4 separate regions of the Mus musculus genome follow, and all the other regions are linked to region 1. Evidence: chromatin loops called from intact Hi-C (ENCODE). Cell type or tissue: heart. All regions are shown on one strand. Each heading gives the region's core, and the rest is flanking DNA. Links, peaks and the distances in the headings are about the cores only. Region 1 holds the start of Gm46332 (a long non-coding RNA gene). Region 2 overlaps Itsn2 (intersectin 2). Region 3 overlaps Atad2b (ATPase family, AAA domain containing 2B). Region 4 overlaps Itsn2 (intersectin 2).

Region 1 (5,476 bases), core at 113-5,112:
GGAAGTGCCTGATATCCCTTTGCTTGGTGTTGATGAAGGGATTCTAAGGCTGAGGGAAATTTCAATGGTAGAGTGGGTACCTTGTGTAAAACCTAAACCTCCACAATGGGAAGGCCTCCACACCCTTCACTAATTTTACAAGATGCAAAATGGCGAGAGGGGCACCAGCACATCTGAAGAGCTCTGTTGTCCTTGCCGTCTGCTTATGCCAGACCTTAGGGTTGGAGATGCTGCTGCTCAATTGGATGAATTAAGTGCAAAGGGTAGCAGGGGCCAGGAGGCAGCGCTGAATCACCAAAGATCAGGTACCTTATTACAGTGGCAGCACAGGCAGTGTGGTTTTAATGGTGGCATGACTCACAGACCTTTGGTACTGGCTAATTAGTCATGACGGTTCCAGGCTTGAAATAGAAGATTGAAATCTTTATTTTAAAAAGTGACTTTGGAAGTTCTTTTGATAAGTTCAGTGCATATCACTGGGGAATGGGCTATAAAACATTGCTATGATTTCATTTTAAGTTTAAAGTGTATCTTTGTAACATGATAGGAAAGGTTTTGAAGGTTCACCTTTAGACCTCATTTAAATTTCTGATTCTACCTTTCCAGCAGTTTTGTCTTAGACAAGTTATTTCACCTTTTTGAGACTTTCTCATTCTTAAAGGAGCCTTCAGTTCCTTGGGTAACAGGACTGTTCTACCCGTACACTGAGAGGGAATGTACCCACAGGGCAGTCCTGTAGGTATTTCAGGTTTAATTTGTTTGTGACCCATTCTAGGGAGTCTTACTAAATTTGGGCATGTAATTAAATTTATTTCATAGGTCTATAATAATACACCAAAGAGTCAATTTTTAAACACATACTTTCTAAATCAGAATATGTGTGGATGTCCATGTTTATTTTACACTTTACAACTACCTCCAAATTTATAATGATTTAATGTGGGATTTTTCTGCTTTGATTATTTTTTGTATATATTGGTGCTTGTATAAAATTAATATATGTATATTTCACACAGAAACCCAGTATAAATCCAACACATATGTACATAATGAAATAAAGAAGCTATTCTTCTATGTATTAAATAAATAAATAAATAAATGGTATAATAGCCATAAACATTCAACAGAAAGTGTACTTCAAGTTTTCTCAGGCTAGATATGTGCAGTGTGGTACCACCTCACAATCCTGGGTGTCAGAAGGGAGCCAGCCACACAAGGACAAGCAGACATTATTCTAGAGTGTGCTGTGTTTCTAAACTACGATGTTTGGAAGCTTAATCATGTTAAATACATTTTTGACATGACATAGCCCCATTGTAAATTCGGGAATGCTTGTATCATCTAGGTTGTCATCTATAAAAGAAAGTTTGGATCCTGGAACCCTGAATATTTATTTCAACTTTAAGCAGGATTTCAATGGTTAAGGTCTGTATAGAGAGGTCCTTTGCCCTCAGGGATACACTTTCATTATATTCTGAGGAAAAACAGTCAATAGAACCAAAGGGAAAGAACACTTTCTCCTTCGGCCCTAGCAGGACTGTGTCCCTCACCAAATTTTAGTTAGAGCCCTTTGCCCCTTCTAAAGTGGGTCTTGACCTTTGTTAGGCCTGACTACCCCAGGTTAGCAGGAATCTTACTAAGTCAGTTTTATCTGAACCAATTCTTTATCCTCCAGCCTTGTGTTTAAGGCCTTACCTTCCTTCAGTAAGAGTCCTATCAAATCCCTTTAGTACAATAGCAACCAAAATCTCGGTATGGTGGTACACACCAGAGGCTGACAGACACAGAGCACTGTGAGCTTGAGGCCACCCTGCTCCACAAAGTAAGTTACAGGACAGCCAGAGCTAATTAGAGATAGATAGACCCCTGTTTCTAACGCACCTACCCCACCCCACAAAATAACTCCCTGTCTTTTCTTAGTGATTCTTCAACTTTTCTATCCCTTCCTTCTCAGAGGCTGCCCATACGTACCTGTCCTTACTGTGTTAAAAGTTAAGATGGGGGCTGGTGAGATGGCTCAGTGGGTAAGAGCACCCGACTGCTCTTCCGAAGGTCCGGAGTTCAAATCCCAGCAACCACATGGTGGCTCACAACCATCTGTAACAAGATCTGATGCCCTCTTCTGGAGTGTCTGAAGACAGCTACAGTGTACTTACATATAATAAATAAATCTTAAAAAAAAAAAGAAAAGTTAAGATGGATTACTTCACCCACTGCAAGACAACTTCGTGGTAGTCCTTCAGAATATAATTTACCTAGTTTTAAAACAAGTGACAGATTTTTTTTTTCCTTTAAGAATCCTTAACAAATCCAATCCAGGTAACCACAGAAGACAGTTGGAAAGGACATTACACAGCTAAGCAAATGCGTTTTACTGCTTAGCGCCTTCCATTCTTAGCAATAAAACCTTCTGTGTGTCCTTGACCTGTACAGGGCACCTCCCTATCTGTCCCCACCCACACTGCAGAGCAGGAGTGTTTGTGTAAGCCAATCCTTGTACTCCCCCTACAGGTCAGAACAAACAGAACCAACTGTGTGTGGCTCCTTGTTGCTGTTTAAACTGGCATTTCCTTTTTTTTTTTTTTTTTGTCTTCAGGACGCTTAGCAGAGGATTCGAACTGTCTTTGAGCAGCTGTTTTCTCAGTTCTTGCTTACATGGGCAGTCAAGACCGTTTTGAACTATCCTTTGCTGTTAGACCCAGGGAGACTCCAGTGAGCTCCAACAGAATATTCTGTCAAGTAAAAAGAAAAACAAAGAACCAAGTGGTTCTCCAAGTGTGTTCAGTGTACCACCTGCAGAAAATATCCTGCCGAGTTTGTCTGAATTGAAGATGTCTGCCCAACAACCTTGGGAGTGATACAATTCTTACACATATTACGGTATGAGAACTACTTGAAGACATTATTCCAAACCATACCTCATTTAAAACTATGCAGGGCAATGCTGTAATCAAACCTAAGAGACAGGATTTTATCCACAATAAGCCCAGTACACCTGCCAGTCTTTCTCCCTGACCATAAACCTAACACCCTTCTCTGTTCAACCTAGATCCATGAATATGATTTTAATATCTGCCTCCCTTCTCTGCCTTATTTTATCCTATCTATATGTTACCCTCAAATTGGTTGATTGAGATAATGTCAGTCTCTTACTGAGTCTGGGAAATCAATGAAAATAGTTCCTTTAAGGAAAAAAACAAGGTTTATGCAGAGCATGGTGGTACCTTTGATCCCAGTGCTCAGGAGGCAGACGGATGCAGACCTCAGAGTTCAAGACGAGCTTGGTTTACAGAGACGTTCTAGGACAGACAGTACTACACAGAGAAACCCTGCTTCAGACAAAAACAAAACAAACAAACAAATATTTATTATTATTATTATTATTATTATTATTATTATTGTTATTATTATTATTATTATTATTATTTTACATGTATGAGTGTTTTGCCTGCATGTATGTCTGTGTACCACATGTGAGCAGTGTCCACAGAGATCAGAGTGTCAGGTCCCCTGGAACTGGAAATGGTGTTTAGCTGCCATGTGGGTGCTAGGAATAGAAACTAGGTCACCTGGAAGACCAGCTACTACTCTTAACTATTGAGCCATTTCTCTCACCCTAATACTCCCTTCTTTAAAAGTATGTAAAATTAAACCAACTGTACACAAACACCACCACATAAATATCTATGTATAATTTCTCTTTGGAATTATGTTTAAACTGCCCATTCAAAGACCTCATTCCCAAACCTTTGGTAGATTTTGACTGGCATGAGAGATTTATATTTTACCAAACATTTCAGCTTGGTGATTCTGATCTAGACGACCAGGAGATTTTGCTGGTCTTTGTGCTGTTTAAGGTAGGGTCCCATGTAGCCCAGGTTGACTTTGGGTCCCAGGTAGCCCAGGTTGGCTTTGAGCTCAGGAATGAGCTGGAATTCTGATCCTCCCACTTCTGCTTCTGCTGCAATTACAAGGCTGTGTCACCAAGCCCAGGCTCAGGGGGTGAGGATGGAACCCAGGGCTTGGTACACATCAGACAAATGCTCTACCAAGTAAGTGCCATTCCAAATCTCTTTGATGGCATCTTAATAAATGCTGTCCTATATGCCAGACTTTTCCAACCAGAATAATGCGTATAGAATGCTGTACAACCAAGCCCACACAGAACTTACAAATTGTAAGTCTTTGACGTTAATCTGAAGAGAGACAATAGAGTAAGACCTGTATATAAGTGGCACAGTGGTCATAATTTCACACTTTTTTCTTGCTGTTGTTGTTTTTTTTAATTTATTCTTCTTTTCTATATTATATCCTGATCACAATTTCCCCTCCCTCCTCTCCTCCCAACACCCCCTACTACCTCTCACCTCCTCTTGCCACCTCCCAAGCCTCCCATAGATCCATTCCTTTTCCCTTCAGAAAAGAGCAGACCTCCAGGGATATCAACCAAACATGGCATGACAGGTTACACTAAGACTATTGTATGAGCACATACCCTCATAATAGGCTAGATGAGGGAATTTAGTAGGAGGAAAAGAGTTCCTAAAGCAGGCAAAGGAGTCAGAAATAGCCCCACTCTTACTGTTAGGAGTCCCACAAGAACATTAAGCTACGCAACCATAACATATGCAGAGGACCTAGGTAAGATCTGTACAGATTTCCTGATTGCCAATTCAATTTCTGTGAGCCTCTATGAGCCCTGGTTAATTGATTATGTGGGCTGTGTTCTGGTGGTGTCCTTGACCCCTCTGGCTCCTACAATTCTTCCTCCCTCTCTTCTGAGGGATTACTGAGCTCTGCCAAATGTTTGGCTATGGCTCTTTACATCTGCTCCTATCAGTTGCTGGATGAAGCCTCTCTGGTGATGATTATACTAGGCTCTGGTCTACCAGTATTGTAAAATACCATTAGGAATCATTTCATTGACAGTTCATTCTATTCTTCTATTCTATTCTATTCTATTCTATTCTATTCTATTCTATTCTATTCTATCTTGCCAGTCATGTTTGGTTCTACTCTAGGTCTCTGGTCTCTCCAGACTCTGGTTCCTAGTCTTCCAGGCAGTGTCTGACATGGGCTCCCTTTCATGGTGAGGGTCTCAAGTTGGACTAGTCATTAGTTGGCCACTCCCACAAGTTCTAAGACACCTTTACCTCCCATCTTGAAGGAAGGACAAATTGTAGGTTCAAGGTTTTGTGGCTGAGTTGGTGTGATGGTTTTTTATATGTTTGGCCCAGGGAGTGGGACTATTAGGAGGTGTGGCCCTGTTGGAGTAGGTGAGTCACTGTGAGTATGGTCTTAAGACTCTCATCCTGAGCCGGGCGTGGTGGCTCACGCCTTTAATCCCAGCACTTGGGAGGCAGAGGCAGGTGGATTTCTGAGTTCGAGGCCAGCCTGGTCTACAAAGTGAGTTCCAGGACAGCCAGAGCTACACAGAGAAACCCTGTCTCAAAAAAAAAAAAAAAAAAAAAAAAAA
Region 2 (5,476 bases), core at 256-5,255, 66 kb before region 1:
TTTGACCAATGGCCATGCTTTAATTTTTCTAGAGAATATATCTTTGTGTAAAGTACATTATCAGAATTATTCACCTCAATTTTCTGTCCTTAACTGAAGCTATCATGATGTGTTTTTTAAAATCATACTGTTTATTCCATAGTTGTTGCTAATGTTAGTTACTCTAGTAAGTCAGTAAGATAAAAAAAAACATATGAAAAATATCTTTCTTAAAGAATTACTACACAAAACTGTATGCTCTGATAACTTTATGAATAGTTAGCAAATGGCAAACTGAGACTACTCCCAAATTTGAATGAAACTTCAATATCCAACTAACATTTTATTATCTCCATTCATATGGCTTCAGTATCTGATTACCACTGTCCCTTGGGCATCTGCTCTGCCGCAGTGGCAAACAGTAACTCAATGAATCATGAACTTTACTTTTCAGATAAAATTTATGGTCTCAGATTCACTTTAGATTTCACTAAGCATTGTATTATTTCTTATTAATTATATTAGATCACAGAGACAAACCAGCAAGAAGAACTTAGTGTTAGAAGACCACCATCAGACAGTCTGGAAATTTCCATGCTCATCCCTCCTTCCCACTCTGAGATAGCTCTCAAGTGGCCCAGGCCGGTCTTAAACTCTGTAGGTTGCTGAGGAATGGCCTTGAATTCTGATCCTTTTGTGTCAGCCTCCCAACTTCTAGGATTTACAGTGTGCACCACCATGCCAGTCTGTTTGTACCTTAGGGTGTTGCTGACATTACTTCTGAAGGGCTGGCAATGAAGCTGCTTTTGAGATGCACAGATGCCAATAAAAAGATTCATATAGTCATCAAACCCTGGAAATGCTAGGGAAAATATCTCGGCTCATGACAAAATAGTTACTAAACTTCAGAGAACATCAAAAATAGTACTATGATTCTAGTAGTTGGCATGGTATAAGCAATAATGAAAATGTAACATGTAACATTATGTTAACAGTAGCTTTTTTTTTTTTAGCAAGCAGCAGCTATAAAGCATGAAGATAAAAGGAGAGAAATACCTTCAGCTGATTGTTAAATGAATCCATTTCTGAGAGCTTAGATGCAGTTTCTTTTTCAAGAGCATCTAATTGTTCTTTAAGTCTTTGGCATAATTCTTCCTTTTCTGATGACTTTTTATGAAGTAAACTGATCCCTGAATCTGAAGTACAAAAATATCAAGTCAGGTCACATTTGGCAAATACTCATGTCATTTCCTGTCTGGTCAAAATGATGTAACTAAAGAGATACAGAAGGTATATAATACAGAGACAATCCTTTTTATTTCCAAATAATACCTTGTAAAGATTCTCAAAGGAAATGGATACAAAGATTAGTTCTGTACTGAAAGATCAGGTCTTGAAAAACTCCAAAGCAGAAAAGGTGTTTGAGCAAACACAAGGAGCATGCTACCATCTACCTCATTACGTGAGGTGACTCTGAAGCCACGGCCTATCGTGGGTAAGCGCTCAGCTAACAGCATGTGCTCCTCAGGTACCTTCCTGCATACTGACAATGATCTAAGAACAGAGAACTACTCATAGCAGGGACCCAATAAGCATTAATAACAGGGTTATTTAATGACACATTTTATGAGGTAAAGAGAGAGGGTTTCACTGTACATGATTTTTAAAAAACATATACAGGATAGAGGATAGAGAAACTAGGTATAAAAAGAGTATTTTCTATTATTTTCTATTAAAATGAAATAGTAAAATTTCTATCTAAATTCATAACCTAAAATTTTGTATTTTTAGGGTATAAAAATCAAGTATAGAATTTGAATAAAATTAAACATATGGTGGAAAAAGTAAAGTCCTCCTGTAACCTTCTGTTTATTCTGCAGATTTGGGGTGGGGGTATATTCCTTATATATTTTTGGCTATCAAACCTCTAACGGATATATGGCTGACACAGTTTTTCTCTCAATCTGTGGGTCACCTTTCATCTTGGTAGTACAGAAACCTTTTGGTTTGATATAAAATGATTTGTTTCATATTTCTTGTCTGATTTCTATGGCAACTTACTGTTTCTATTTTTATATGTTTTGTGAGTTTTAAAAACTGTTAATCGGGCTGAAGAGATGGCTGATTGGTTAAGACAACTGAGGTTTAATTCCTAGCATCCCCATGGTGGCTCAGAGCTGTATGTAACCCTAATTGTAGCAGATTCAATGCCCTCTTCTGGCCACCTCAGGCACCTTCAGTTGATTGTTAAATGAATCCATTTCTGAGAGCTTAGATGCAGTTTCTTTTTCAAGAGCATCTAATTGTTCTTTAAGTATAGTGCCCAGACATATATACAGACAAACACATAAAATACATTTTTAAAAACCTGCTAAACCCAACAAGAGGACATGAGTTGAAGGTGAGATGGTATGGTAGGGGTGGATCTTAGAGGAGTTAGAGGGAGGAGTGGGGGTAAATATGAACCAAATACAGTGTATGAAATCCTCAAAGAATTCATAAACATATTTTATTAAAATGCTTGCAAAAGATGTCATGGTACTTTTGTCTGTTCTCTTTTGGGAGAGTTTTAAAACTTATACCTTACATTTAGGTTTGAATCTATCTTTGCTGTTGCTGGGTTTGAGAAAGGGTCTTACACTTTAGCCTAGGCTGACCAGGTATTTGCTAAACAGCCCAGATTGACCTCAGATTCCTAACAGTCCTCTTGCCTCAGTCTACCAAGTGTTACGACAAGCATTACTACACCCAAGCTTCGGTCTTGAATTCGCTTTCAGCTGGTTTTCAGGTCTGGGGTAAGGCAGGGCTAGCTTCCCTCTTCTGCATGTGGCTGTCCCACTTTTCCTACAGTCTTCACACATGAGGTCACGCTTCCCACTGATTGTTAATGTGAGATTTTTCACATTATTTTAAAATTGTTAACTTATGGGAAAAATATTATTTTAATACAATAATGCCATTTTAAAAATAATAGTATATTAAAAATGATTTAGAAAAGAAATAAAACCAACTGTAGCGTCTTACCAGGTGTGTTACTGAGCTGCATGTTTTTAATTCTTTCGTTTAATAGCTGCTTCTCAGGGACCAGATAGATAAGCTTATTTTGATATTCCTTTTCAAAAGAAAGTTAGAATCTGATTAAAACCAATATAATTTCCAAGAATTTTTTGAAAACTTTAAAACATGATTTAATCTTTTTTACATAGAATAGAAACACTACATGGTTGCAGTATAGAATTATATAGGATATAAAAAGAAAATATTTAATCAAATACTTAGGAATGCCTGGCTGAAATTTAAAGATAATTAAAAATGCCTTCATAATGAGGGTCTAGAGACAGAAACTTTCTGCACTTTGGCTGACAGTTGGCAAGGAATGAGAAGTGTGTCTATGTACTAGACAGCATGTGTAAACAGGCCACAGCACTCCATAATGAATATGTATACATCAAAGAGGGACTCAGCTCTTAGGGAGAAATAGGGAAGCATTTCAAACCATGTAAGAAATACCTTTGCTGGGACAAGAGGAAAACTGATGTCCATCTTCGTGGAGAGAGAAGTTATGTGGGGCAGCTCTCCAGGTGGACAATACTTCTAAGATGCTGTCTTTAAAACAGCAATAACTGAACCAGACTCTACAAGTAAATAAGTGCCAGGCCTCTGAGAGGGACACTTGATGTTCTCTCACTACAGCGCCAAGAAGAGTAACTTCTAATCAAACTTTCCTAAAATTAATAGCAAAGGCTTTATTGCAATATAAGCTATGGTAAGAATCCATGTGTCCCGCCACAATTCCACACTGATACATGACTCCAGCACTGTAGGTTTGGGTAGGGTACAGGAAGTGATTAAGCCCTGAGGACTTTCCCTCACTATGGGGATTCCTTCCTGCCCTGCCCACTTGGCATGTGAGGGCACATGGAAGAGACAGCGCTTCTGTGGTAGTCAACCTGTCAGGCAGTATTAGTGCCTTCATGTGCAATGGACAAAAACAGTGTGTAAAGATATTTTCATTAAAGTTCAACGTGGTGCATGTTTATGCAGAACCCAGCTCAGGTTTAAGAGGCCTGTGGACTTTCTAATCTTTTGTATCATAGGTGCCTCAGGGGCACAGAGTCTGTAGGAAGAACTGAGTGGATGACTGACAGCAGCAAAAGACCTACCTTAAGCTCTTGTTGAAGTTGTTTGATTTCCATAATTTCCAGGTCACACTGTTTATCCAAAACTTCTAGCTCAGTCTTTTGTGTTTGCTTTCTGATTTGGACATCTTGTAGTCTGCCTGAGATCTGCTGATGTTTTCCATTCTATCAGAAGATTAAATGCATATATACAATAAATAAGTGCTAACAAGACAGGGTCCCCTCAGAAAAAAAAGTATTTTTATTTAGTTAAGTTTCACTTTACATTTATAATTCAAAGTCAGTCTGAGAAGAAGGTCAAAGAAGAGCTTGCGGGAGTCAGTTTTCCCGTGCACCATGGGTCTTCAAGACTAACCTCAGCTTGCCAGGTATGGCATTCACCTGCGGAGCTGCCCAACCAGTCTACCTTCTCCCATTTTTAAGAAAAAAATATAGCATCAAAATGATGGCTCTGAGACGCCCCTATAGTACACGGAAGCTAAAGGTTTTAGACCTCTGGTGTAGCACTGCGACGTGGTTAATAATCATGGCATGTACAAATTAATTTAAAGCCATAAAACGGCATCTTTCTGACTAAAGTTATTATGATGCTTTATCTATAAAAATAATTTCAATGCAATTCAAGACAACAACAACAAAAAAATTAGGCTTTCACTACACAAGATCTAAGTTTGGTTCTAGTACCTAGGTAAGCATCCACCAGGCAGAATCCTGCCATTCAAGTAAGGCTAGGCTTAAGAGAGTCTAGCTTGTTTATCTTCTCATTTGACCTCAAAGAATTTGACCCTCTAACATTTGATGTGTTAGAATCAGTTAAGCAGAGTGACTAATATTAGTTTAAAATTGGTGTTTCAAGCTGAAAGAAACGGCAAGAGATCATTTAGGTGAGCGGCTTGGTTGTTTGGTTGCTTGTTTGACTCAAGCACGGCCTGCACAGGAAATGCGGCATCGGCAGATAAAGTTCACAGAGCTCTAGCTTACCACTGCTTCCAGTTCCAGGTGGAGACTTTTCTTTCTGGAGCTCAGCCTGACAATGTCTTCTTGTTCCCTGGTCTTCTGACTGAGCAGCTCCTGCCGACGGAGTCTTTCCCATTCTAAACGGCGTTGTCTCTCAAGCTCCTGTTTTGCTGCCTAAAGATAACAAATTCCTGTTAATGTTTAAATTTACAAAATTGTACATTATTCAACAGCTTGTGGGATGACAGCACTTAGGAGCGAGTGGCCGCAGTGCCTAAGGGTAGGTGGAGAGTTCCCAACGGGGCTGAGGAGCCACAGAGGCGGTTTTCAGCCATCACTTGGCCGTTGCTTCACAGAGCCATCTTTCTGCTGTAGTCACTCTTCTGTTAAAAGAGTCAAAG
Region 3 (5,476 bases), core at 232-5,231, 400 kb before region 1:
GCCTAGGTCCAGCCCTTGTATGTTCTTTGGTTGGTGGTTCAGTCTCTGGACCCCGAGGGTCCAGCAGTTGACTCCGTTGGTCTGCCTGGGGAGTCCCTGCATTGTCTAAAGAAGCAAATCATTTTGTTTTTTGTTTTTTATTGAAAGTTTTAGATAAAGATATTTATATGTGTGTTCCCAGTTATAAAAATCATAGATAAGCTAGGGTGATGACTCCTATCTGTAATAGTGTACTCAGGAGAGTAAGACAGGAGGATTGTTATAAGTTTAACTATCAACCAGTGCTATATAATGATTTCCAGAGTGAAACTGTCTCAGAAAAGAAAGACAAAGAACGTACCTATCACAGATAAAAACACACACAAATCACAGCACAGAGCCTGATTCATAGATATGCTCAGGAATAGTTGTCCACACCCTACCTGTCAAAAAAACCTTAAGGAACAAAGAGTTCTATGTAAAGTTTTCCTTTAAAGAAAATTAGTCTTTGAAAAAATATATTTATAATGACAGTCAAATTGAATAATATTCATGATTCACTGAATATACTCATTTGATATTCATTAGACAACATCAATGAATTTTAATGTTGCTATAATTCTCTGAACAATTTTCTATTTGTTATAAGCTACACACTAAGTAAAGAGAGTATTAAGATAAATTTAAAATAATCAAAACACACTATCTCATGCCAGGCACGTGGCTTTAATCCCAGGTAGAGAGAGAAGCAGGCAAAATGCCCAGGCCAGCTAGGAATACACAGTGAAACCCTGTGTTAAACCAACAAAAAAATAAAACCCTCACTACTTCACCTTCAAATTTCATGGGTCTTACTTGATTTCAACATAAACCTAAACTTTTTGGGGGGGTTGGGGGAGATGAAACAAGGTTTCCTGTTGTCCTGCTGACCTAGCCCTCAAAAGATGACGTGAAACTTCTGATCTTGCATCTTCCGCCTCTCCAGTGGTACAGGCGTGCACCATCATGTCCAGCTGACACAGAACTGAGAGCTGAATCAGGACCTCAGGCAAGGTAGACAAGCATGCCTCTCACTAACTTATATCTCCAGCAGAATTTTTTTTTCCTCATGAAAATGTGATTTTTAGGATAATGTTCTGATTTCATCTCAGGTCCAAATTACAGGCCCGGGCTTAATGAAATCTATAACTATGGACAATTAGGCTGGACGTTACTCCCTTACCTACAGCTCATTTTCATTTTCATCGGCACAAATGAAGAGTGCTCTGTCAACATCATCAAAATGAGCTGACTGTACAGAAGCGTCCGAACAAAGCACGGCCGGGGCAGGCAAGCTCCCTGGGCTTGAGTCGGCCTCCAATCTTACTGAGTGACCTCGCATAACCAAAGTGCTCAATCTCCTCAAAACTCATAGAACTTTGATATGGATTCATGAATGATAAATTAGGCACTTTATAATAAATAAGCAATTATTACTATAGTCTACTTTCTAACATCCTCCATATTAAGAGTGAATAAACATTCACCAGGCAACACCATTTACAGACAACATGTGAGTTCTGAAATATTCAGTGATGAGTGAAATAAAGTTCTAATTAATCTTATGAAGAAATGTTTTTCTTATTTTCACAATACAAAAAAGTAGTTTACAGTACCTTCTTTCTTGTCACTCTGGCTAGTTTCTGCATGAGGAAATATTTTTTGCAGGACTGCTAAGATGTTGTTGAAACTTCTTTCTAGCAATGGCCTTATAATGGGGGACAGCGCCTGTCCTGAAGACATCACAGCACGTTGGGAAGCAGGCACGATGTTCTGCATGGCATGGTAGAAGTCGTGGGCGCTGAGCACTATTGAGGTGACATCCAGCTGCAGCTTGTGGCTGCTGGCATAGATCTGAGGGTAGCGCCTCCGCAGGGCAGTCAGGGCGGCTTCTGTACACAGGGCCTTGATGTCAGCTCCACAGTAGCCTAATGCACAAAACGAGAAAAGGAACAAAATTAATTCTTCCGAAGATCACTCTGGTTTCATAATACATACATTTCTATCTAAAATAATCAGTAATCATTGGCAAAATTGAAATGAATCCTTTAAAATCACCTAACAAAACTGACTAAAAATGTTCTAAGTATTTTAAATTATCAAAAACATAAGCTAATAACATTAACACAAAAAGTCCTGTATTGTGTGTCAAAAACCACTGACTGCGATGCACAGCTTTCTTCAGGGCAAGTTTTCAAAGAATTACTGCTACATTTCAATCTTTCATAACTAATCTTAATCTAGACTTTATCCTCACACTATACCACTATGCAACATTCTTCATCTTTCTTTGATTTTATTTTGAGACCAAATCTCACTAAATTGCCCAGGCCTCCTGCCCTGGCGTGCTGAGTACCTATGACTACAGGTGTGTGTCACCTCTCCTGGCTTATTTTTTCTAATATTACTAACTTCCTAAATACATATGAAAAAGTGATACAAAGGTATTATATATAAGGAGAATCTTCAAAAACTTATAATTTACCATCAGACCTGAGCATAGCACAATAGTCATTAACAAGTTGAAAAGCACTGTAACTTAATGTTGTAATTAGACTATTGTTTCCCACACTGACTCTCATTACTTACCTACTTACTTCTGCAAAACATACATTTACAAAAATGATCTACTAGAAACTCATGTCACAAAAGGGAAAAACAAACCAAAACCTTCAGATTAGCCAAAGACTGTCTTTTACTATCAGCAACTAAATTAAACTTCACTTGGGCACCCTTATCAGTTGCACCAGCAGGGGGAGCCACTTGAACAAGTTATAGAACATTATGCCCTAAACTTAGGGATCACTATTGAGTTGTCTTCCTCTTTATACTTCATGTTGACTTTATGATACTTATAAATACCAAAATAAAAATGATTACAAAAGGAAAAAATGACTCGTGAGTTTATAATCTGAGAATTTGCCTTAAAAACTATAAACAGATTAAAGAAATATTATAACAATCTAACTCCCAAATAATTCTTCAGAATAACTATGTTTATCATTAGTCTTCTATTTTATACTTCTCCATTAATAAATTTTTAAGTACATTTTTCTTTGACATACAGTTTTTATATTACTTCAACAAAATGAGTACAGAACACTTGTATAACATTATAAAGTAGAAAATAATCACAAGAACATGAATTTTGTAAGATAAAAATAAACTACCATCATCAAATAAGAACCATACTTATATTCCCGGTAAATATCTGCACAGTGAATGGACACGCAGTGGTCCTCTTTACAACAGCTGCTCAAGTTAACAAGAAAAGCTCAGAGGCTGGTGAGATACAACAGCAACTATAGAAGTACTCATAAATCCTCCAGGAACATAAGGCAGTATATTTGCCATAGTAACATGTTAATTATATACAATGGCAATACGCTATTCATTCTTTCCTAATTGAGTCCACAAGATTGACTTTATTAACAATATCAGAATCCATTTTCTAAAGAAAATTTTCAGTGGGTAATCACAATTACTAGACAAAAAAAAAAAAGCAGACAATATTGTCTTTATCTGCTTGTGCGAAATTAACTGGCCTGTATCTATGGTTCTCAATTTTAAAAACTCATCAGAATGAATGCAAACTCCCAGGCTCCACAACAGTGAGTCACTCTCTGAGAGTTTAAAATTTTAAGTATGTATTTTGAGAAAAATTTAGAAATTCCTCTGATGCACAAAAAAGTTGAGAACCATTCACTTGCTTCTATATGCTTCACTGGATTCAAACACTGAACACAGTACACCAGAACGGCAATGCTCTGGGTGAACACTGGCCCTCCCTCAGGGGCTCTTGTCCTGCTCTAAGTGATAGCACACCTTGTACTCTCACAGTGTTCTAGTTTAGGAAACAGAGGATGCTGACAGAAGAAACAACCTTAAAAGTTAAACGTTTACGTTCTTGTTTTTAAAGCATCCTTTTTCAAAACCCACATTCACCATTCCTAAACAATGCTCTACTGGACACCAACAGACTGAAGAAACATGGTTCTTTCATGTTACTATTAGGTTATAATTTTGTTTGTTTGTTTGTTGGTTGGTTGGTTGGTTGGTTGGTTGGTTGGTTTTTCCAGACAGGGTTTCTCTGTGTAGCCCTGGCTGTCCTGGAACTCACTCTGTAGACCAGGCTGGCCTCGAACTCAGAAATCCGCCTGCCTCTGCCTCCCGAGTGCTGGGATTAAAGGCATGCACCACCCCCGCCCGGCTAGGTTATAATTTTTGTAAAGATTGAAAATATAACTATAAAGGGTTAGGTTAGAAAAAAGGATCAATATTTTTATGAGGATTTCTTTAGAAAAATTACAAACAAAATGAAAGCCCCAAATACAGATATTTCATAGACATGTTTTCGTTGTTTTAAGCCTCTCACTGAAAATAAACAGAAAACATTAGATAATCCGTTTTATTAATTGTAAGCTATTTTTTGTATAAATGTTGACACCAGCTTTTTATGAAATTTCTTTATTACTTAAAAAGAATACCTGATATGCATGCAAAAGCCTCCAAGGTATCTCAAGTCAAAGTCCATAGCCTATAAAAGGCCAACTATCCTTGCAGATATTCACCAAGACTGCATAATCTTTGTTAGGCATAAATCCCACTGAACTGAAACCATACATGTTAAAACATATTTGAGGTATATAGTAATATTCAAAATAAATTTAAAATAGTAGTTCTAATAGGACAGTAGTTCTATTCCTACTTGAAGATCTGCATTTGACCATTCTTAACATGAACTGGTTTCTTAAATGAAATCAATGCCATAACTGAACACACAACCATTTAATTTCACTGGAATTTTATTTAACTCTCCAAAAAGCCAATGGTATATAAACATATCTCATACATACTGCCACCCCACAAAAAGAGGAAAAGCAAGAGAAGTTTCAGTCCAGTAAGAAATTACATTGTAAATGTCTTTTAAAGACCAACTGCATGCTAAAGTAAGTCACTTGGAAAAGTGCAGAATACTGACTGACCTTTTGAAACACATATGAAAACTGAAACTCAAATATTAAGATAAAGAATTAAACTTCAGTGTGTAACATTTCAGATGAAAGGCAGGGTAATAGAAAGTTATTTTAGAATAGCTAGGGATTTCTCACTTCTTGAAGACAACTATGAACTTCAACTAAGGCTCATCCTGTGACAGATTCACAGAAAAATCTACAAAAGCTCCCAGTCTGATCTGAACTCTAATACCATAATATGATAAATAAAGGGGAGAGGGATCAAAAAGGAAAGACTGGGTTCTGTTTTGTTTTGTTTCGTTTTAACCAAGTACCACCCTCTCCCATAAAGCAGCACAAGGCTTTGCAAAGATCAAGCCAATGTACATGAAATGGGTCTGGCGCATGCTCTCTTATACCAGGCAAAGCTTAAATTGGGGTAGTGCTGGAGAGATTTACGTTTTCTCCTCACCAGAAGATGTCGAGGTCTTTGTGGTTCAAAA
Region 4 (5,476 bases), core at 280-5,279, 55 kb before region 1:
CATACCTACTAGATCCTAAATCAATCAGAGACTGGGCCTTCTGGATACTAGCACCACCAAATCCTCCCATCATCAGGCTGTAAGATGATGCATGAGGCAATGCTGGAGGGAAAATGATAAAAGGGAAAAGATTGGTACTAGGCAATTCCACAAAGAAGGAACTCTGTGAACAACAAACCACAGTTTCTTCCTCACATCTTGACTTATTAGACACTTACTTGAAGAAGAATAAGGAATGGATAAAGGCTGAATGAGACTGGCAGTTCCATTTGGTAATGAGGATGTACTAACAGAAGGCACTAGGGGAGCAGGCATCATTAGGGGAGGAATACTGGTCCCTGAAGTAGCAGAAGACAAGGGTGTTGCTATAGGTGCAACTGGAGGCAATGGCTGATGAATGGACAGATTGGGCATGCTTCCCATCCCTAAAGAAATAAGAGAACACATTTTCCAATGGTACTTTCAACTATAAAATACATCTCAAAAAACAAGCTACAGTATAAAAAGCACCCTCAATTTTGCAAAATTGCCATGGTAAATTATCCTTAAAATATTCCATAAAGCAGCCCTGCATCTGAAGTGATGGGGTAAGCTATTGCCCGAATATTGTCTTTCATGTATGAACTACAAGCAGACCTTCTCTTTTCCTTCTCTTATGGCCACTAAGACTAAGCAATCTTTGTCAACTACATATAGTGTCTCAAAGATAAAATGTCTTACCTGACTACATGGTTTTCTGAGTAAGGAAAACAGATCCAGAGCTGCTACGTTACTAGGCTAATATGCATCCTTATTCTTCAAACAAACAGGCTCTAATTAGCAGATGATATGGTGGACTTGCTTACGTATATGTATTATTGGCAAATGCACCACTCATTTCACTTTTCTTCTAAGTTATAAAATTCAAAAACAAGTCTTTAAAATTAGTGATAACTTCTATTTTCTTAACTGCTGAACACTAACTATAACATAAGAATATGGCCACCAGGTGATTTGGTGTTTATTTCTACAGCTGAGTACAACAGTGGAAGAATAAGGTGTTTTAAAACCTAACATCTGGTGTAAACAAATGCATTTCTCAATATAGAGACATCTTATTGAATGTTCCATTCAAAATTACTGCTTTTCACATATAATTCATAAGAAACTGACCAATCAAAATTATATAAAAACATATCAATTGGTAATATCTGATGAGTATATAAATTAATTAGGACAAAGTATACAATTTTTAGGCCTCAATTTAGCTGGCTAATTAACCTTTAAATTAAAGAAAATCTTACTTATCTATGATTTTAAATTACCATGCAGATTAAACCCCACTAGGCGTGTTTAAATTTTCAACCTTCTTGTTTTATTGTTTAATATTAATACTGTACCTATTTAAGAGTTACAGTGTAGTGTTCTGATACATGTATACATATATGATAACCAAACCAGGATGTTTAGCACATCTGTCATCCCAAGCATTTATCATTTCTCTGTGCTAAAAACATTTAAAATCTTCTCTCCTAGTTTCTTTGGAATATACAATACAAAATTGTTAACCACAGTCCCCCTACCATACAACAGAATCTAGAATTTATTTCTCCTCTCTAACAGTAACTTTGTACCAACTGACCATTTGTCCTTGACCCCCAACACCATCATCTCCCTTCTGTAGCTTCTAGTAATTAGCATCCTGCTTCTCCATCCATGAAAGACAGAAGAGACGATAAGGAACTGTATTTAGAGTCAGTTGTAACTGAAGAGGCAGATAATTCACTTCACGACTAGTAACTGTGACAGGAGATTCAGGCAAGACCAGACAGGGACACTTAGCTATGATAGTAATTTATAATCTTTTCTCTTAAAGGCATGAAAAGTAACTTGGAAGTCTAGGGATTGTCATTTTGTGCTAATAAATCCTTTCCTGATCCCCAAGGAATCAATCTTAACAATCAAATAGGGCAGCTAAATTACTAAGTACATACCAAAACGAGCAGAGATTAGTGGAGAGAACATAGGGGGTTGTTTCATGATAGGAGGGAGGACTACAGGCAGCTGTTGGCCCTGCAACTTTAACTTGATGAGTTTCATAGCTATAGAGAACTCTTGCTGGTCCATCTTCCCATCCTTGTTCAGATCTGATAAGGCCCTAAAAGGAGAATGAGGTAAGTAGATCAGTATATGGGGTGGTAATGAGGAAATATAAATGACTATTGAGGTTGAGAAAAAGAAAACAATGGCAAAGCATTCACATGTAGACTGTCACTTAATATTGTGTGTGTGTGTGTGTGTGTGTGTGTGTGTGTGTGGTGTGTGTGTGTGTGTGTGTGTGTGTGTGTGTGTATGAATAACAGAAAACCTGAACAGTGAGAAATACTAGCCAGAAATAGTATCTAGCAAAATGTTCATAGGCTATACAGAATCTAGATAGTTCGGAGAGGATTTCTAGCAGTGAAGATAGAAAACAATCATTCCAGAATAACGTAGTCCTAAACCAGGAACAATAGCACACCTCTCAAATCCCAGCCATCAGGGAGGCAGAGAGAAAAGGATTGTTCCAAGCTTGAGGCCAGCCTGGTCTACACAGTGAGTTTTAGGACATCTAAGGTTACATAGTGTGTATATTTTATATAGGCTCATAATTTCTAAATTTAATTTATTCACTTGTTCAAATAATCAAAAATATGTTTGCTACTAGCATTCTGTCAAGCACACAGATGTTCTATAAGGAAAAGGAATGGAGTAGAAGATCTTATTTACTGTAATACATTTTTAAAAAACATGACCCCAGATATTCTAGAACATTTTAAGAGATTTTTTAAAATTCTTTATGTTTATGAGTGTTTTGTTTACATGTATAGGTACAACATGTGCGTGCCTGGTACCCACGGAGGTCAGAAGAGGGTGAAAGATACCCTGGAAATAGAGTTATAGATGGTTGTTAGCTGCCATGTGGGTGCTGGGAACTGAACCCAGGCCCTCTGCCACTAGCCACAAGAATCTCTGCTACCCCTCTAGAATATTTTTAAAGTAAGAGCAAGGAAAGGGATAGCACTTTGGGGTTTACAAATGATGAAAACCAATAAAGCTACAACAAAATAATAGAAAGGAATTTGAAATTTTTGTCAAGTTAGACAGAAATATTTTTCAATGTTAACTCTTACATTCTGTCTTGAATTCAAATTAAATTAGAATTTTTTTCTATAGAGCACTTCAAATTATTTTCAATCATTTACTTAGTATAATTTATTTCTCAAAAAGCTAACAAAATATTCTTATTTAACAGCAGAGTACAAATGGAAATAACTGGATGTCAACACCATACTATTTAAAAAACAACAATAGCCGATTAGAAATCTAAATGCATTTACAAAAGAAAGTGTTTTACCATATTTCAGCTAAAACCGGGGCCGGCAGACCTGACTGTAGGAAAAAAGTACGGGCTTGATCACCTAAAAGGAATAAGCACAAGAGCCAAAGGGTGCATTAGTAAGCAGAATTATTCCAATGCCTACAAATCCTAACAGCTGGCACATGGTGCTGACTTAACTCCAGCAAAGTTATAAGTGTACACATGAAGGTGTTTACAGTCTAGAGAAATATGTCACCACAAACATTCTATTAATCAGTGAAGAAAGAGTGTGCTACTCATCTTTGATTCTTCACCCTAAACAAGTTCTATAATTATAACTACCAAGGGCTAGGGAAACATCGCTCACGAGTTTCCCGATACGTGTATGTATACTTGCTGAACACACCAAGAACAAAACCCAATTCCTCTGCTTGGGTTTTCAGAATTTGACTTATAAATGAAAACTCTTGAAGACTGAAGTAATAATGTCTCCCACTGGAACAAGGAACGACTTTGCTACAGAATGATGGCGTTCCCGAGCTCGGGTTCTCCTGTAACACGTATCTTTCTGACACTGTTATCATCCTGCTGAGAATCAGGGAACAAAGGAAACCAACAGAAACATGGGCACTACTAGTGGTAAGGTCCTGACTCAGGAATCTCAGATCTTCTAGTAGCCATGGATAACTATTATTAGCTCGTCAGGAAACAAGTCAAACTCTGACAGCAGGGATGGTACAGCAGGAATACAAATGACATCGGACTATAATAAATACGGGGATGGATTCTGAAGAAGGCCTGAAAGGTATCAGTAGTCATCATGATAGCCTTAGGCAAATCCACATCATTTCTTGGACTAGGCTTTACCCTGTGAATACAGATGAACACAGTATCTGCCTCACAGAGGTACTGTGAAGGTGAAACACAGTAACGCATACTACAAAGCCAAAAAATGGTATAGGTGTCATTTCTGTGACAACTGTTATACATAAAAGCATTAAGATGCAGTGGAACGAAAATGGAAAGTTTCATTTCTTGAAAAAGAAAAGAAAGATAACTCAAACGGATCACTTCTTTTATTCTAGTGGTCTTTCTACAAGACAAGTTGTTAACACCAATAATTAATACTTAATTAATGCTATCTCTCAAAGGGGAGCTAGCATTATGGAAACAGACTTTGGGATGCCACATCCCTGTAATCTAAGCAGTCAGAAGAAGCTAAGGTAGGAGGATGTAACAGGTTAGAGGCCAGTCTGAGCTATACAGCAAGACCCTCTCTCAAAACAACAACAAGCAAATCCTAAATAAATAAAAAATTTTTAAAGTTTTTTTTTGAGGGGGAAACTCTGGGAAAAATATCTGGTATAAGATATAAATAAAAAAACTTCTTGAAATAGTATTAATATGTAATAAAATGGATTCTGGACCACCACTTAGAATTTAAGAAAAAAACTCCCATATGCCAAAATGAATCAACAAATTAAGACAGTTGTGGGAAAAATAAAGTATCTTTAAATTCTAGAGTTTTGGTAGATATGAATTTTATTACTTAATACAATTTTGATAGCAGTTATTAAACTTAACTCTAAGATATATAAACAGGTACATATTTATAATAAATAATATAACAAAGATTAAATACAAACCTGTTATGTAACCTCCTGAAGGTTTGAGGTTATCAAACTGTTTATCATGCTTAGTACGTTCTTCAGATGTAATAGCCCACATATTTGGCCCTCCTAAAACATATATGAAAGGCCAAGATATTATAGGAGGTACATGAGCCTGCTCAAAACTATGTCATTCACAAGAACACAAAATTTTAACTTGTAAACATGAATCGTAAACATTCATTTGATGAGACTATTTAATGTTTGAAGGACATAAAGTAGAATTCTATCAACTACATACAGCAACCCTAAGGCTTTCCAGTCATCTACTCAGTTAACATCTATTGAATAATCACTGTACACCACTCACAAGGATGAGGTAAATAGTGGCAATAAAAAGTTTACAGTATCATTCTCATTCTCAAAGAAATACCTAGAAAGGACCACCATCTACTGTGTTAACTGTGAAGGACCCCAGCAGAACCATGGCAAAAGATGTGGAATCCTAAGTTCAAAACATCAGAAG

What was found. Hi-C counts contacts between places; a loop is a spot of excess contacts. Peaks named below come from ENCODE experiments on the same cell type or tissue, not always from the same donor. Only the 100,000 strongest peaks of a DNase experiment are listed, where the experiment ranks them.
Region 2: a loop joins it to region 1, with 2.3 times the contacts of the local background. A loop is called at or near these places in 6 of 42 quality-filtered maps.
Region 3: it touches region 1 in a loop (5-fold over the local background); 7 of 42 quality-filtered maps call a loop at or near these places.
Region 4: a loop joins it to region 1, with 2.5 times the contacts of the local background. A loop is called at or near these places in 5 of 42 quality-filtered maps.

Annotation. Positions count from the first base shown.
Region 1 is chr12:4,569,099-4,574,574 of GRCm38, reverse strand. It overlaps Gm46332 (a long non-coding RNA gene), which reads left to right and starts at 5,002. Exons shown (of 3, transcript XR_001780543.1): 1 at 5,002-5,089. In heart, for the core only: a CTCF peak has its summit at 2,509 (motif pointing left); a DNase peak (open chromatin) is centred at 2,494.
Region 2 is chr12:4,635,354-4,640,829 of GRCm38, reverse strand. Itsn2 (intersectin 2) reads right to left here. Exons shown (of 40, transcript NM_001198968.2): 13 at 5,100-5,249; 14 at 4,143-4,283; 15 at 3,004-3,091; 16 at 1,036-1,175. Among named protein-coding and RNA genes, the nearest start is that of Gm3625, 44 kb to the right of the region's middle. In heart, for the core only: a CTCF peak has its summit at 2,195 (motif pointing left); no DNase peak of the experiment used is centred there.
Region 3 is chr12:4,970,438-4,975,913 of GRCm38, reverse strand. Atad2b (ATPase family, AAA domain containing 2B) reads right to left here. Exons shown (of 28, transcript NM_001362349.1): 16 at 1,635-1,946. Among named protein-coding and RNA genes, the nearest start is that of Atad2b, 56 kb to the right of the region's middle. In heart, for the core only: CTCF peaks have their summits at 2,560 and 2,760 (motif pointing right); no DNase peak of the experiment used is centred there.
Region 4 is chr12:4,624,494-4,629,969 of GRCm38, reverse strand. It overlaps Itsn2 (intersectin 2), which reads right to left. Exons shown (of 40, transcript NM_001198968.2): 3 at 4,987-5,079; 4 at 3,377-3,440; 5 at 1,974-2,137; 6 at 219-425; 7 at 6-102. Among named protein-coding and RNA genes, the nearest start is that of Gm3625, 34 kb to the right of the region's middle. In heart, for the core only: no CTCF peak of the experiment used is centred there; no DNase peak of the experiment used is centred there.